Regions from separate parts of the Homo sapiens genome. Here region 2 is linked to region 1. A link is a loop called in an ENCODE intact Hi-C map of the cell type or tissue named here. Cell type or tissue: endothelial cell of umbilical vein. All regions are shown on one strand.

The links. Peaks named below come from ENCODE experiments on the same cell type or tissue, not always from the same donor. Only the 100,000 strongest peaks of a DNase experiment are listed, where the experiment ranks them.
Region 2: a loop joins it to region 1, with 35 times the contacts of the local background. A loop is called at or near these places in 5 of 110 quality-filtered maps.

Annotation. Positions count from the first base shown.
Region 1 is chr1:185,313,244-185,315,743 of GRCh38, forward strand. The region is part of intron 1 of IVNS1ABP (influenza virus NS1A binding protein); the gene reads right to left. Among named protein-coding and RNA genes, the nearest start is that of IVNS1ABP, 2.7 kb to the right of the region's middle. In endothelial cell of umbilical vein, no CTCF peak of the experiment used is centred here; no DNase peak of the experiment used is centred here; H3K4me3 peaks cover 966 bases; H3K27ac peaks cover 26 bases.
Region 2 is chr1:184,791,607-184,794,106 of GRCh38, forward strand. It overlaps NIBAN1 (niban apoptosis regulator 1), which reads right to left. Exons shown (of 14, transcript NM_052966.4): 14 at 1-2,500. Among named protein-coding and RNA genes, the nearest start is that of EDEM3, 38 kb to the left of the region's middle. In endothelial cell of umbilical vein, no CTCF peak of the experiment used is centred here; a DNase peak (open chromatin) is centred at 1,185; H3K27ac peaks cover 2,023 bases.

The DNA of each region.
Region 1 (2,500 bases):
TAAAATGAATCCTGTATTTAGTGCTTGATTTTTATTTAGTTTTTACTCTAATTCCATGACAGTACCTGATTTTTAGTACATCAAGGTCATAATATGAACCTCATCTCTTTAATATCTACTGATCAGAGTACAAAGCTACTTGATTTTAAAAGCCAGCCCAAATCTAGATGACATTTAAGTTAATGCAAACTTACTTTATTCAATTATTGTCCTCATACACTATATACCTACTTCCCGCCCACCTCAAGTTTGGAGGGGATCAGATCAATTCCTGTCTGTAAAACCATGTTTTTGAAAGTTCCTATTTACTTTCATTAAAGTGAGCTAGGGCAAATCAAGAGTTTTAAACTACTCCCCAAATTGACGGGAGATCTTATTTGGTCTATAAAACTCAAGCACGATAACTAGTGGAATTAAAAAATGGGGAAAATTGTTTTCTTTGAAAATCCAAACCAAAAGTCCAGACATCCCAGAGTCATATAAGAGTATGAAACGTAGAATTGTTTGGTGTTTAAAATACACTTTCAACTAAATCTACACCTAGGTCACTTTTCTTACACATTTAAAATTAAAACTAGGATCAAATACAATATATTCAGATAAATTCAGCATACTTCTATGGCCACTGCAAGGGATACCGAAGACTCATAAATGAGTAATTAAACTGCTTTAATAACACCCAGAAGTTCACAGCCCGGAAAGATTAGCTTAAGTGAAATACAATTCAACAGGTCTTATCAAAGAGTTGTTAAAAAGGTAGGCACAATATGGCCTCTGCTAAAATTTTTCTCTGGCCTTCAGTAAGACCAAGATAAAACAAAAGACAATCGTTTGAGGGCAGTCAGCTCCCACCAAGTAGCCATCAGCTGCATTTTTAAAGGAAAGACTTTATAATACAAAGTAAATCAACACATCTTTTTAAAACCAGAAGTTACAGCTTTCCAAAGTAACCTCTAAAACCACCATCACCATCCATGTATATGAAAACTCGCTGAACTCATTCATTCTATCCATGCTCATAGTTTTGTAATTCTTTCACTACAACACAAACATATGTAGCACCAAACATATGGAAGGCACAAACTGAAATGGAATGCTCATATCATAACACAATAGAAGTTAACTCAGTTCTCTAGCCTGGAACACTTCACAGGCCAGTCAGAAAGATAAAACAAGCTGTGAAATAGCTTAAGCAGAAAGGAAAAAAGGTATGATAGCAAATATATTCCAGAAACTGCAGCTATTTCAGTTTCAATAGATTGTAGATTTGCAGGATGCATATGGTAATAGTGGGCGAGGAAGTAAGAGAGCCTAATTCCAAGGTTTAAACAATGCTAAGCATGGAAAGTAGGTGAAGGATTTAAACAAGGAAGCATAGGGCATCCTAGCAGAAGTGTGGGGGATGGTCTAGAGGAATGAGTAAAGCATGGAAACAGGGCAGTTAAGATTCTGTACACCCATGCTCCTTTAAGGCAGTGAGGACTTAAGATATTTTATCTTAGATATGTGGCATCCTTATTAACATCAATTATCAAAATTAAGATATGTGGCATCCTTATTAAAATCAATTACCAAAAAGCATAACACAAAGTCGTTTATAGTTTGCTACATGGAGAAGGGAAGGAAGGAAAGGAAGAATTTGGTTTGAGACGTTCTAATGCTGAGGTATCTGCATGTTAATAACAAAAATATAATAGTATGATGTTAAGTATAGGTTCAGAAACATTTACAAGATATACAACTTGTAGTTTACAAGTATGTATTTTCTGTTGTTTTAACAAAAACCCAGAAATCAATCTCTTACTCACAATACTTCAATCTACACACACACTAGCACATGCACATGACATGGTGGGAAGACCCCCAACCTTTAATAATTCCTACTTGCAGGATTTGACTATACAATCGCACTGCTAAAAAGTGGATGAAATGACTTACTTAGTGTTACTTCATCTTAATATCAATTAAGATACTTCCTTAACAGGAAAACATTTATATTTAAAAACGTATTTGCAAAACTACATTTAATTACCATCTAACAAATCCTTCAAGCAAGAAAAAATCCCACCTTCCAAAAGCAAGTAGCCAAAAAGACACTAATTTAAAACTAAGACTAAAACCTGAAATGTTTTGTCTTGGGGGGAAAGTTAGAAAATCAACTACAAATTAAGACAATGGCTATAGAAATTAGTATCTATTAGTTAACCAGAGATATCATCTATTAGGAAAACACAGAGGAAAACCATTCCAGGGCTCTCTTTGGTCAGTGGCTCAAGTTCCGTTTACCTCTGGCTACCAAATTATAAGCTTGATAAGCAGCCTGCCAGCTGGCGTTAAATGATACTAGTCTCAATTCAATTCTAAAGTCCATGTTTACCTCACGTCCAGACTTAACAAATACAACTACTCTTTCAGTATCTTTAAGACAGAAGTGTCAGCAGGCTTTAGCCTAAAAGTAATCATCAGTATTTTGTTTTTCCTAAATCAATCACTGGTGCTA
Region 2 (2,500 bases), 520 kb before region 1:
TCTCTGTGAAAGGTCAGTAGTAAAAGAGCTAGTTTAAAGTCATGGAGTTTTTGCCAAAAACCATGTCTCGAGGTTTTATGCATTTCTAATGGCTTTGCCCATAGGAGAGATACCCAGAGTGGCAAACAGAGGCTAAGGAAAAAAATGCTGTTCATTTAGATCAGAATAACCTCGCTCCAATCTGGAAACCACTCAAATGACACATACAAGTCTGTATGAAAAGCAAAACAAACTCATGGTGATATGCAGTTATTCCATTCAACATGTTAAAATGAAGACAGAGTATTTTAAATGCACTCTAGTTTCCTGTTCCATCTTCAAATTAAACAATCATCCTGCTTATTCTAGAAAACTTTTTTTTTTTTTTTGAGACAGGGTCTCATTTTGTTGCCCAAGCTGGAGTGCAGTGGTAAAATCATAGTTCACTGCAGCCTCAACTTCCCTCGCTCAAACAATCCTCCTGCCTCAACCACCCAAGTAGCTAGGACTGCAGGCACACACCATTATTATTTTTTGTAAGGATGAGATCTTGCTATGTTTCCCAGGCTTGTCTAGAACTCCTGGGCTCAAGTGACCCTCTCACCTCAGCCTCCCAAAGTGCTGGGATTATAGGTGTAAGCTACCACATCCAGCCCAAAAACTTGTCTTTAGTGAAATATGTACAGAAAATTCTTTGATTATATTCTGGAGTACATCCTGCCAAATAGTGCCCAGTCCTCCCTGACCTACATGATGGATAAAGTTAGGGCACTGATGTTCATCCATCCAATGCAGTGAAAGGTACTCTCTTTTAGGGTTGAAAAAAATCTCTTAGCTTTCCAGGGGGTGCAAGAAGCCCTGCATTGAGCAAAGAAAGGAAGCTAGGAAGCTCCGGTGTGAGGTCAGCCTGGGCTGGGACTCCACACTACTGTCCCAGGGAGTCGGGCAGCCTTTGTGGGGCTGGGCACTGCCTCTTTGGCTTCCTGCCTTACTGGGCAGTGCATCTGGCCATCTGCCCCTTGGACTTTGGACTTTACTTAAGAGAAAACTCAACAAGGGCAGAAAGCCCAATTCAAAACGTCTTTCTGCCTGACAGCAGGCCCCAAATAGCCCCAGCACAGCAGTGTTCTGGGTGTCCAGTTCCCACATTTCCCGAGCAGCCTGACGCATGCCAGGTCCTATGCACCAGGGATATTAAAGTGACTCAAGGAGGCAGGAAGCCATTATTCAAGGCTGTGGGTTTCTAGCAGGAAGCACAAATGATGACTAAACCCTAGTTTCTGTCTTTTAAGAGAGGAGCCACTTGGAGAGACAAGAAGTAAACCTAATTTCAACACACCATGCTAAATGCCAGGATATGAGTGAGCACTGCAGAAAGCAGAGACTGGGGGAGAAGTGGTCTTTACTTCCTTCACCTGTGGTGGGATCCCTCAAAGACATGAGGATTTAAACACGCCAAGAAAAGTTGCAACAATTAAATATGATATTATACATATACTGAGTATTATTCATGTTTATGACCTAGAAATTCTTCATGGGAGGGCTGAAAAGGGTGATATTTTAATTTCTGGTTAAATGGTTGAACTGTGTGTGAAGCAAATGCTCTAAAGAACTGACATAAATTTACTCGATAGTGATGATCTAAACAAGTTCTCAACAAATATGTTGAGATCTGATGTTAAAATTTGGGGAGGGGCCAGGTAGCTCACGCTGTAATCCCAGCACTTTGGGAAGTCGAGGTGGGTGGATCGCTTGAAATCAGGAGTTTGAGACCAGCCTGGCCAACATGGTGAAAACCCATCTCTACCAAAAATACAAAAATTAGCCGGGAATGGTGCCGCATGGCTGTAATTCCAGCTACTTGGGACGCTGACAGAGGAGAATCTCCTGAACCCAGGAGGCGGAGGTTGCAGTGAGCCGAGATCACACCACTGCACTCCAGCCTTGGCGACAGAGTGAGACTCCATCTCAAAAAAATAGAATAAAATAAAATAAAAAGTCGGGGAGGGAAACCACGATGTAATACTTGGGACTGGAGATTTTAGGAAATGATCTGGTATTTTTCTGAAGGAGAAAAGAACAACTCCTTTTAATCTTTTGGAAGCAAGTCTCTTCCATTTTCAACATTAATGGTTATAGGTCACCATCCGTTAAGAAGATGTGTTTTGTCTATTTCCATTAAAATGTAAGTTCTAGGAGGAAGGAACAAAGTTGTTTTTCGCCATGGTATCCCCAGTGCTTGGTATATAACAGAGACTCAATTAGCTTGCTGAATGACCAAACAAATGATTTCAGCTTTTGATAACATCTTTGGAACTTGAGAGCATACACCTTGGCTTTTGTCTTTATTCATTTATTTATTTATTCATTCATTTTGTGCCCTTCTGGGAATGAACCAGGACTATTTGAATGGAAAGAGAAAAAAAAAAGCTGTCATAGTTTAAAAATTGGCATATGTTCTCTTCCAGATTAAATTCCCTTGGACCTTTTAATTTATGCTAGAACAAGCACTTATCTTTTC